3 separate regions of the Homo sapiens genome follow, and all the other regions are linked to region 3. A link is an interaction called in ENCODE POLR2A ChIA-PET data of the cell type or tissue named here. Cell type or tissue: GM12878. All regions are shown on one strand.

Region 1 (4,000 bases), 110 kb before region 3:
GACAGAGCCGCGAGCCAGAGCCGGTGACCTTGCCAGACAGCGAGCCGAAAGACAAGTCAAAAAAACATGACCTGAGCAGGCTTCCCTGCAGCTGTGCAACTTAGAAGCGTTTTCTCCCTGCCCACCCTGAAGGAGGGTCTGGGGGAAGTGGGTGCGTTTTAGGGACAGGATAAGCCAACCTGAGACATGCCCCGCTAGCCCCCGCATATTTTTCGTGGCCATGCCGTTGGGGAATTTTTGAAAGACAGAGTAGGTGAGACTGGAGAATGAGGATGCCGTGTGATAATCAGTGGGAACTTTATGGGTGGAGCCAAGTGTAAATCAGGTTAACAAGATGCAGAAACATCATAATATTTTTGCCAGTCATACTCTCAGTTTCTCTTTATTAAAGTTGCGTAGTAAGAATGACTCCTGGTGGTCTAAGGAGTTTGAGTGCTGATGCCCAATCTCAAACAGCGTCATAAAAATTTCTTCCAAAACTGTTATCCCTGTGTCTGTTTTACTTTATATCTCTGGGCGGACATACTCTTTAGACTAATTCTCCAAAGGGTTAAATGTGAGTCCAAGATGTGGTATGGTTAGATCATAAATGTTCTGCCCATGCTTTTCCCAGATGGATTGTGCGAGTGGGTGGGGAGACAGCAGTTCTTACTCTCTCCTGTGTGGTAACCAGTATTAAATGAAAATGTGTGACTTAGGATAATGGTGTTTTCTTAGTGATCCTGGAATTTCCCCATTGTGTGGTTGACATTGTTTGGTTGTGTCATCCTTTTCTTTTTTAAACAGAGATGCATAGCTTTACATTGAAAAGGAATGCCTAGAAACTTCTGCAAATTGGGTTGTGATTTTACCTTTCTCGATCTTGAGAAAATGTGTAGCAGAAATATCTTTTTTCTCATCCATTTAGGGCTTCTGTTCAACAAATACATGCCTACTGTGTGCGCTGAGGATGAAATGATGTAAATAAGCACAGCTAAATATTTTTGTAAAAAGTCAAACAATTTAACATTAGTCATCAAAGTGGAGAGACCCAAGACTGACCTTTGAAATACCAAACTCTCTACAGACTCAGAGAGACCAAATATCTACAGAATCTTCTTGGGAGGTTTTAACTTGTCTCCTCTTATCCCAGGCTGGTGATTTGTGCGGTGCTTTGTTCCCAACGCAGTTTAGACTCAAGCTAGAAGGCATCAAAGAATCATAAATATATAAATAAGGCAGTAAATGGTTATAAAGTTAAGACCGCATTATACCTCGGCCTAGCTAGTGAAGGAGAATGAGTGTTTTAGAAGATGAGATTATATATAAAAACCTATAGATGACTTTTTTTCATGTGTATTTTATTTGTTAAAAACAACAAAATCCGTTTTTGGGGCTCTTTGTGATATTGGAGGGAAAAGGGGAGGGTATATTTAGCCCCCTGTAACTCAGCTGTCGTCCTAGGGGAATCACCTAATACATCCCGAAGGATGAATTCCACCACTACAATTTTAAGACGGAAGTTCTTGTTTTATTTTGTCTGTTACCTATGGAGTATCCAGTTAAGGGTGCTTATCATGTATATGAATGAATAGTGTCCTTCCAAACGTAGAGGTACTACAGAGGCACCCCTGTATAACACTATTGTTTACAAAGCTTACGCCATTCTTATACCAGAGGCACACTTTCTGCCATTGTGCTTGTAGATTTTGTCTGATCCATCCTATTCTCTTGATTTATCCTCCTGAGATTGATGTGTTTCTAGACGTTTCTAACTGACCCATGACTTGGATTCTGTACTGTGAATTTCAGGAGGATATTCTTATGAACTGAAGACAAAGGCATTGTTTTCTAAAATTATTTTTACGTGTTAAGGTGATGATGGCACCTACCTGTTAAAGTCGTGAGAATAAAATGAGATGGCGTATGTGAAAGCACTTTGTAAATTTGAAAGTACTTCAGATATCTAAAGGATTGTTTGCGTTTCAGCAGATTGATGGTCTCTTGCCATGGAGCAGCTTCACAGGGAGGGGTCAATTCACCTGACCTTTTTTGTAGAACAAATCATATTCAAACCCAGACATTACAGGCTCTGGAACCAAGAAGATCCTTGAGGATAATTAGCCTGTAAGATGTCAGAAAAGACTCTCAGTCACGAGCCATGAAATTCAGTGATACTTGAGGAAATTATTGATGATGTCACCCTCATGAGCTACAGATCTTCATTCCCTTTTTGTTTCCTTCCTGTTTCTTCTCTTCTGCCTCTGCCTTGAAACAACCATTGGTCCCCATGACTTGCTTGGCCAGACTAAGAATTCTGGATTTTAGAGGCTGCGAATATTTGCTCAGACAGGGTCAGGAAATAAGGACAGTTGACAGCAATTCTTTTCTTTCCAAGGGAGAGTTGTCAAAGTTGGGTCCCCAAACCTGTGATTTACTATTGCCCCTGGGATTAGTTTTACAGTCTTAAGCCTGGTTCTTTAATGGTTTCTTAAAAGGGCAGATGCTTTTATAAGTACCTTCAAGTCATAAGTAATTGATCATAATTATAGGCCCTCCCCCACAGATAGTTAAGCCTCTAAGCTAACAGGAGCATAATAAACATATTAGTTTTTTCAAAAGTTTAAGATTTAATTTTGATGGATTTGCCAGAAAAGCTGACTTGTTATTGCTGGCACTGGTACTGCCTGCATGCACAGGGATAATGACTTGAAATTCTTGCTTACCTGCATTTGATGTATCCCAGGCCCTCGCCTGATCAGCCAGTGAGTGTCTGGGAAGTAAATTTACTCTTTTTTTACATTTGGTAATCCCAAATCCTGGAACCTTTGCCAGAATAGGACTTCACTGTGAACCTGTATTGGAGTTTCTGCACTGCACAAATGGATCCTGTTTGAACAGCCTGAACTAAAAACAATAGAGATAAAATTATAGCATGTTTTGTCAGCAGTCTGTTCATTCACCAAATATTTACTGAGGGTCCACTATGTGCCAGACTCTTCTAGAAGGTGGGGATATAGCAATGAACAAGCCTGGAAAAGTCTCCGCACTTGTAGAACTTGCCTTGTAATGAGATGAGCAGTTCTTTCTTCTCTTTAAAAATTTACTCATCTTTGTTTTAATTGCCTTGTTTTGTTATACTTAACCTAACCAGTTTTATAGAACAACTGATATTTCTGATAATTCGGTTACCAGGAATTTCCTGATTGAGTAGGCAACATAACCAAAAGGCTAATCAGAATCAAGTGCTTTTTGAAGATTAAATTTTACCTCCCTAACATAGGGATTGATCTATATGAGATACTGACACATAGCTAATATAAGTGAACATTTGAGCTCCATTTATTCAAAAAGGATTTAGGAAGGGCATATGCTTTAAAAACCATGGGGCTAGGTGCTGGGAAAGATACCAGGGTAAATCATACCTAGCTACTCTCCTGAAGCAGTTCTTCCCATGTTTGAAGGAATAAGATGATCACCATAACCCTGATACATGATAGGATCATGTGCTGTAAGAAAGATACAAGCCAGTGCTTACCTGTATTGTTTCTAGGGATTATATTTATTAGTGTAACAGTAAAAGCAATTCAAATTCAAGTATTGGCTCTGGAAACTAAAAGTCATTACATATCAGTGAATAAACTTGTGATGTTTAAATATTATAATTAGAATAGTCACTGCTTTAAAAACAAAACAAAAAACCCAAAGAAAAGGCTGTAAAGCTTAATGATTATTCAAGGAGAGTTTTCTAATTTTCTCTCTTTTTTAAAGATCTTAGTAATATATTGCATAAAAGGTGAGTAAAAATGTGATTTTCTCTGGAAAACCTAATTGTTAACAGGGTAAAAGAAACATGACATATTTGACTCTGTAAAGCCAGGTCTTCAATTGGATTAGTTCATGAGAATCCTTCTGAATAAAATTGCTATTTGTGTGGTTGAATAATACATTTACTAGGGCTTTTTTCAATAAAAGCAGGAAAAGCAGGAGTTTAATTCTCCTTTTAAATATCAGTATGTTA
Region 2 (4,000 bases), 220 kb after region 3:
TTTTTAAAGCTGAGCTCTTTGGGGTAAGAAGTTATGGCCAAACTAGCATGTTAGACATGTTTTTAACACTATATCTGGCAGAGTTTTCAATGTAAATATTAAAGTAGATGTTAATGTCAATAAGTGATCTTAATAATGCATCAGTAGATATTTTTTCAAGGATTGTCTCTATCTTCACGCCTAGCTTATAATTTGCCTTGTCGTCTTTTTTTTTTTCTCTTTATTTTTATGTTTTTATCCATCCCTGGTGGTAGGGGATAACCTTGTCTTCTTCGATAACAAGAAGTCTGAAGCTTATTAGAAATTTTACTTTGAGAATTGATCGATGAGAAGAAAGCAACTAGATATCACGTGGATCATATATGCTTGAATAAAACAATAATTCTTAGAACAAATAAATACATTTTAAAAGTTAAAGCCAAAAACATTAGTTGAATGTTTAAAAATATTTCAAATTAAGTTATTCCTTCACTGTCTTGTATTACTGTAATAATTTGGATTATTTGTGTTTTTCTCAACTTTTAAAACAAATATTTAAAAAATTCCTCTTTTGATTAAGTAGGGCTAGATAAAATATAAAAAATATTTTTTAAACTCCTCTTAATTTCCATATTTCTTATATAATATGAGAATCTCTTATAAACACTACCTCTTAGAAGTCTCCACAGAAGCTTTGGTAGATGTAGTAGTAGGGATTTGATTTCTTAGAATGGTATAATCTGTAAATGTTTTAGTAAAAGGATTAAACGATAAAGTCAAAATGTTTATAGCACAGTGTTTATTAATATAAAATAAAATCTCTTTTTTTTTTTTTGAGATGGACTCTCACTTTGTCACTCAGGCTGGAGTGCAGTGTTGCAATCTCAGCTCATTGCAACCTCCGCCTCCTGGGTTCAAGCAATCCTTCCGCATCAGCCTCCTAAGTAGCTGGGATTACAAGCATGCACCACCACACCTGCCTAATTTTTTGTATTTTTAGTAGAGATGGGGTTTCACCATGTTGGCCAGGCTGGTCTCAAGTGATCCGCCTGCCTCAGCCTCCCAAAGTGCTGGGATTACAGGCGTGAACCACTGTGCCCAGCATAAAGTAAAATCTCTTCAGACTCTCATGTGATCATGTAAAGTGGCAGGCAGTCACAGTCAAGAAGTAGTTTAAAGTTCATGTTTGTAAAATATAATCTACAGATTGATACTGGATTTCATAGGTAATGTTTAAGAGAAAATAAGTTTTTAGTTATCCTCAGTACTTCAAAAGCACCCATTTATGATTATGTTGATTACTAAACTAAATCATTTGGGGGCTAGAGGTGTTTTTTTATGTGTTAAGATTCCTTAAGGAGTTCTATTAGGGCAAAACTTTTAGTAACTGCATATTTTAAAAGTAATAAAACTAATTTTAAAAGCTTGGAGGCTGGGCGCGGTGGCTCACACCTGTAATTCCAGCACTTTGGGAGGCCAAGGCGGGTGGATCACTTGAGGTCAGGAGTTTGAGACGAGCCTGAGCAACATGGTGAAACCTTGTCTCTACTAAAAATACAGAAATTAGCCAGGTGTGGTGGTGGGCACCTGTAATCCCAGCTACTCGGGAGGCTAAGGCAGGAGAATTGCTCGAACTTGGGAGGCAGAGGTTGCAGTGAGCCGAGATCATGCCACTGCACTCCAGCCTGGGTGACAGAGCAAGACTCCGTCTCAAAAAAAAAAAAAAAAAAAAGCTTGAAGTCAGATTCGACATTAATCAGTATACTTTCTCTCAAGTAGGGGACAATTTCTAAGATTTTAGTCTTTTAAAATTTATTAACTAGTCTGAGCATGGTGGCTTGTGTCTATAATCCCAGCACTTTGTGGGGCCGAGGCAGATGGATCACTTGAGCCCAGGAGTTGGAGACTAGCCTGGGCAACATGGCAAAACCCCGTCTCTACAACAAATGCACACACAAAAAACCCAATCAGCTGGGTGTGGTGTTACACTCCTGAAGTCCCAGCTACTCGGGAGGCTGAGGCAGGAGGATCACCTTTGCCAGGGCGTTTGAGGCTGCAGGGAGCTGGGTTCACACCACTGCGCTCCAGCCTGGATGACACAGCAAGCCCCTTTCTCAAAAAAAAAAAGATAAAAAATTAAATTAAATTAATTAACTACACTGGGAAGGCAAAATTCAGCATTTTTTTATAGCTAAATTTTATCCTGCTTCAGTCTTTTATCATGTAACTATGTATATTTTTTACAGAGGAGTGAATTCCTTAGGCGTATCCTCCTTGGAGCACATCACTCACAGCCTCCTGGGACGCCCTTTGTCTCGGCAGCTGATGTCTCTTGTTGCAGGACTTAGGAATGGAGCTCTTTTACTCACAGGAGGAAAGGTAAGTGGTTAAGGTGTGTTCATTTTTCTGTAACATTTAATAACTTTTCATTTATCTTTCTTTGGGTTTTGACCATCTATTATATAGGGTGGGTTTTGACCATCTATTATATAGGGTTTATACGACATATGGAAAGCATTCATTTATTCACTAATATTTCTGTGTGTCTGCTTTTAGGTGTTGGGGGAGTGATGACGAATAAGACTGATGTTCTCCATGCCCTTTTTCTGTGTCAGTTGATACAATTATATGGTTTTTCTTTTTTAGGCTATTAGGTGTTGATAGGGTTGAGTAACTTACAAATGTTGAACCAGCCTTGCATACCTGTGATAAATACCACGTAGTTGTGGTGTATCATTCTTTCTACATTGCTGAGTTTTATCTGCTAATGTTCTGTTGAGCTTTTGTCCATTTAAGTTTGAAAGTGATTAGTTTGCAGTTTTCTGTTTTTGTGTTGTCTTTGTCTGGTTTTGCTATCCGTGTAAATCTGGCCTCATAAAATGAGATGGGAAGTATTCTCTCCTCTTCTTTTGTTTTTTTGGAAGAGGTTGTATAAAATTGAGGCTGAATCTTGGTGGTTGCCACAATGACAGGAACTATTTCTGTGACTGAATATATTGGGAATTCCTATAAAGCAATTATTTTCTAGGGAAGTGGAAAATCAACTTTAGCCAAAGCAATCTGTAAAGAAGCATTTGACAAACTGGATGCCCATGTGGAGAGAGTTGACTGTAAAGCTTTACGAGGTATGAGTATGGTAACACTCTATATAAATCCCTTTTTCATTAGAAAGACAGGAATGTTATACATAATGCTGTCAATCTAATAAATACACATATCATCTAGTCTTTAACTTTTCTGTTTATCATTTAGTCATTAAAATTTCTTTGGCTTTCTAATGTTTTTGATAAAATTTCTAAAACTCTCCATATTTAATGGAGGCCTATTTTTTTTTCTAGCCAGAACTTTTTGTAGACTACATTTCTGGAAGTGCTCACTGACACCACTCTGAAAAATTAGTACTTAGAATATACTCTAATTGGTATAAATGATCTCTGAATTGCTATGGAAAACTGGGAGAATGGTTGCTTCAGGGGAGAGAAAGTAGGAGGCTGTGGACAGCAATGAGGAGAATTACAGTTCACCATATAACACTTTTGTACTTTTAAAGTCCTTAACATTTACATTATTATCTATTCAATTAAAAAATATTGGGAAGATTTTACTTTGAACAGTTAATTTTTCCCCCATGGGTACCGCTGTCATATAGTTCCAACTAATCATGAACTTGTGTATTTCCTGTTCTTTGTAAATTTAAACTTTGTAACTCACCAGGAAGTTTGAAGCCAAATTTGTGTTTCAAATATAGCAACTCCAGGATCTCTAGGCAGATGCATTTGCATTTGATTTTAAATGAATCTTGATCCCTTACTCTCACTTATGTTTTCCCACATCCTACTTTTTTTATTTTGTTGTAAGCCATCTAAAATTCTCAATGGGATGAAACTGGGTATAAATGAATACATGCATACAGGAATTATAGTAGCATATTCCTTTTCTTTTTTCTTTTTTTTTTTTTTTGAGACAGAGTCTTGCTCTGTAGCCCAGGCTGGAGTGCAGTGGTGCGATCTCGGCTCACTAT
Region 3 (4,000 bases):
TCTTAGCCACTGGACAGGAATCAGTTACAAGTTTCCAAATGCTTTCTGCCATAACCACTGTTTTCAGAGCTGTATGTACAATGCCTAGGGAACACACAGCTCAAGGTCAGGGAAGAAAGAGCACGAGCAACGTTGACCTGTCTGCAGCATCATGGTTTTGAGAAACAGAGTGCCTACACAGGTTTGTTAATGCACTCATCTGAAGCTATGGTGCCAGCTGTAAAGAAGAAATCAAATTCACAGTGAACTTGGATGATGCATGAACGTAGAGCACCGCCATGCCAGGTGAAGGCTCATATAACCCTGAATAGAAAGAGCGAACCCAACGGCCCTGTTTTGGCAAAAAATAACAGTTATGATACCCTGTTTCTTTTTGCCATTCAGCTGCAAAACCATAATAGCTATTGACATTGGTTAGCTTCTATTTCTCCATATAGTTCATTATTTCTCAGATGGATTTTTGTGAAATTCTGCACCCCAAATACAAAAAGAGCAGCCTGGAAATAGGTATTAATACCCTTCTCTTTGAAAGACCTGTTTTGCATACAGTAAATTCATGCCTTACGTACAGTAAATTAAATAAATAATATATAGCAAATTAAGTCTTAAGAAAAAGAATTTTAAAAAAGAAAATATCTTTGTATATTCAAAGAAATAAAAAAAAATAATCCGTATTGTCCATCTTTAGCCTCAAAGTGGTTCTCACATCAGGGACAGCATGGCCCTGTTGTTAAGTAATGATTGGCAACATCTTTGGTCATTCTGCACAGCAAAAAATTGTTTCCCTAAATTTCAGTAATACTACAGCTGATAAGTAGAAATTCAAGAGAGGAGTTAGAAATTCTCTGAGACAGATAACTTGCCTTAGGAAAAAATCCAATTTATAAAAGTGTTCCCCACCCCCTGCCCCCAGTCAAAATAGGGGTGCTACCACCTAGACACGTAAGACCAGTTACTTTCCAAACATTATAGACTTTTCCTAGGGCATCAGAACTTTTGATGCAGAGGATTCCTTGGAAAATGTTGCCATTGTTAGAAGATAAATCCTACTCATTTCCTCTTTGCCCAGCATACACCATTGCTTTAGAGGAGAAATGGCACGAGTTGATGTTTAAAAGATAGGCCTCAGCTTTGAGCACGGTCAAGCAAGCCCTTGTATTCTTATGTAATCACACCAGAAAGGGCTGAGTCTGTGTATTTCCCCAGTGGGAAGGGTGAGGTAGGCTTTGAGTTTCCCTAGGAAGTTGTTGCGCATGTTGTTTTGGGGCCCTGGGGAGAAGCTTGAATAGGCTTTGTGATCCAGAGAGTCATCAGGGGAGTAGATGGAAGGAACTTGTCTCCTTGGGTACGTTAATTGAAGGAAGGATAAGCTGTAACTGAGATGGACGCTTTTATTTTAATCCCCCCAAATGGGCACTAATAACCATAAATAAAAACAGGAAACCCAGTTGGTTTGTGTTTGATTTTTTTTTTTTTTTTTTGCTTATTAAATTTGAGCTTGTGCGTAACATCAATTAACATTCCATTCTTGCTGAAAGTTGATATGTTCAAACAGGAAAATGTAGACAAATTATTTCATAGAGGAAAAGGAGAAAGGCAGTCATAAATACACAATTTTTCAGTATCTAGTTTATACTGCATGCTTTATATTTCCTATAGTGACATAAGTAAAACATGTTAGCAGCTGAGAAGGATTCTAAAACAAAAATCAGACTTTATTGGAAAGAGTGACGGTTGGAATTTAATGGTAATAATAAAGGGTATGTTCCTACAGGGTACTGCATTTTAAAATTTCCCCACTCTTTTGTATTTTTCTATTTAAAGGAAATACCCATTTAATATAGTAATGCGTCGATTTATATACACATGGTGACATAAAAACTTGGAATCATAGTTTTTTAGACTGAACTGGTATGTATTTTTAGTGTCTCTTGAAGAGAAAAAGACTACACTCCTCTTCCTGGAAATACACATTTTTTAGTGGGTTATGTCATACAGGAACTGAGAATCAACTTAATTTGTGGAATGTTAAAGGAATTACAAGTTAACTGATTCAAAACTGACATCTTAAAACTATGAGAAATGCTAGTATTTTACTTACCTTGCAAAGCCTGACTCCAGAGGTACCCTTTCTAGTATCCCCTTCAGAAATTAATTTCTTTTTCCTCTCTGTTTCCAGAGTAATATTTTGGGTTTTTTTGTTTGTTTTTGTTTTTGAGACAGAGTTTCACTCTGTTGCCCAGGCTGGAGGGCAGTGGCCCTATCTCAGCTCACTGCAACCTCTGCCCTCCGAGTTCAAGCGATTCTCGTGTCTCAGCCTCCCAAGTAGCTGGGATTACAGGCCACCCCAGGCTAATTTTTGTATTTTTAGTAGAGGCAGGGTTTTGCCATGTTGGCCAGGCTGGTTTTGAACTCCTGACCTCAAGTAATCCGTCCTCCTCAGCCTCCCAAAGTGCTGGGATTACAGGCATAAGCCACTGTGCCCAGCCTATAATACTGTTTTCTGTCTTGTTTTTAGTTATTTGGGAATTTTATTTATCAGGCCATAAGTTCCTCGAAGGCAGATGCTCATCTTATTCAGCCCTAACACACAGTGCCTTGTTTATTTTGATAGGCACTCAGGAAATATTTTTCAGTGAATAAATTGACAAATGCTGACTTGCAGATATAAGCAGTTGAGTCATAACAGGAATAGAGAAGGAGCTATGTTATACATTTAATGGTCTCATTTGATGTGTGTCAATATTCCTCATAGCTACCTGGTAATATTAAGCTGAAGGACTTACTCCATATACCTTAAAATGGCTGAGTCCATTTTGCACCCTAGTCCTGATTGATTTATTGGCAGCACATATCTGTGTTCAAAATCATGAAAGCTATTAATACATGCTGTAGCTCAATCTCAAGTTAGGAGTGAAAAGTTGACGCAAACCCAAGTTCACAGTCTGTGTATTGTTTTTATCATAATCCTTTCTACTGCCTCAGGAACAAATTACATATATGAATTGAACTTCCTGTCCTGAACAGAAAGCTGTAGAGATAGAGGAATGTAGCATTATTGTAATTTTACTTATTTGAAGACTTTCTTTAGCCCCTTGTGTTTTGTTATTAAAGCAAGTTTTAGAAGAGGAGTCATATTCTTCTAAGATAATTAACATCCTCTAAATGAAAGAATGGGTGAATTACTAGACAACTTTTACTATCTATGTTAATATATATATATTTACATAATAAATGATATTTCTATTTGAACAATTATAAAAGCTTGTATTATTAGCTTCTTTCTGAAAACTTCAAAATGTTCTTACATATAGAACTTTGAGGGAGCAGTTAACAGTATTTATTTTCATTTTAAGTTCATGATCACCTGACAGATCCTGAAGTACTACTTCTCCTTAATTTCTGAGCCAGTATGCTCTATGCCAGTATTCAAGACAAGGCATCTTTTGGATTAATTGAGAAATTAGTTGTTCTAGACAGGTAAGCTTTCCAGGCATCTTAAGGTATAACCCTTTATATTATGATCTTTATTATTTTATTTTTCTAGTGAAAACAAGTTTCTTGTTAAGAAACACGAGTTTCATAAGTAGAATATACTTCATATGTTGGCCTTTGGTAGAAATTAATTTAGGACAGTAGCCTGGACCATAGTTGTAGCTGTAGGTGGTATGCAACATCGGGCTGAATGACTTATCTTGTCCTCATCTGATAAATTGAGGACTAATCAAAGAGTTAAATGTCTTTTGCCTAACTTTGCCAGGCTGCCTCCAACATGACATTCTGGTGTCTTTATGGGGTATTGGGTTCTTGCTGCTCAATATAGTGTCTTGTATGCACATGTACCCATACAGAGTATTATACCTTTTTCTTTAAAGGTTGTAGAATTAAGATGTGGATGGTAACAGTGTTTGCCTTGGTCCTAGGCAAGAGGGGCCCCTGACCTGGATCTCATGCTTTAGAGAAGCCTACACTGGCCCTACTCCAGCCTTGTCTCCCTTCA

The links. Peaks named below come from ENCODE experiments on the same cell type or tissue, not always from the same donor. Only the 100,000 strongest peaks of a DNase experiment are listed, where the experiment ranks them.
Region 1: POLR2A ChIA-PET joins it to region 3 with 8 read pairs; 14 of 35 experiments call an interaction of 5 or more read pairs at or near these places.
Region 2: POLR2A ChIA-PET joins it to region 3 with 5 read pairs; 2 of 35 experiments call an interaction of 5 or more read pairs at or near these places.

Annotation. Positions count from the first base shown.
Region 1 is chr7:92,828,935-92,832,934 of GRCh38, reverse strand. All of the region lies in intron 2 of CDK6 (cyclin dependent kinase 6), which reads left to right. Among named protein-coding and RNA genes, the nearest start is that of CDK6-AS1, 5.5 kb to the left of the region's middle. RefSeq lists an enhancer at 1-114. In GM12878, no CTCF peak of the experiment used is centred here; no DNase peak of the experiment used is centred here; H3K4me3 peaks cover 3,680 bases; H3K27ac peaks cover 2,494 bases.
Region 2 is chr7:92,505,352-92,509,351 of GRCh38, reverse strand. It overlaps PEX1 (peroxisomal biogenesis factor 1), which reads left to right. Exons shown (of 24, transcript NM_000466.3): 9 at 1-23; 10 at 2,226-2,358; 11 at 3,008-3,104. Among named protein-coding and RNA genes, the nearest start is that of PEX1, 21 kb to the left of the region's middle. In GM12878, no CTCF peak of the experiment used is centred here; no DNase peak of the experiment used is centred here.
Region 3 is chr7:92,721,392-92,725,391 of GRCh38, reverse strand. The region is part of intron 4 of CDK6 (cyclin dependent kinase 6); the gene reads left to right. Among named protein-coding and RNA genes, the nearest start is that of CDK6-AS1, 110 kb to the left of the region's middle. RefSeq lists an enhancer at 957-1,513. In GM12878, no CTCF peak of the experiment used is centred here; no DNase peak of the experiment used is centred here; H3K27ac peaks cover 962 bases.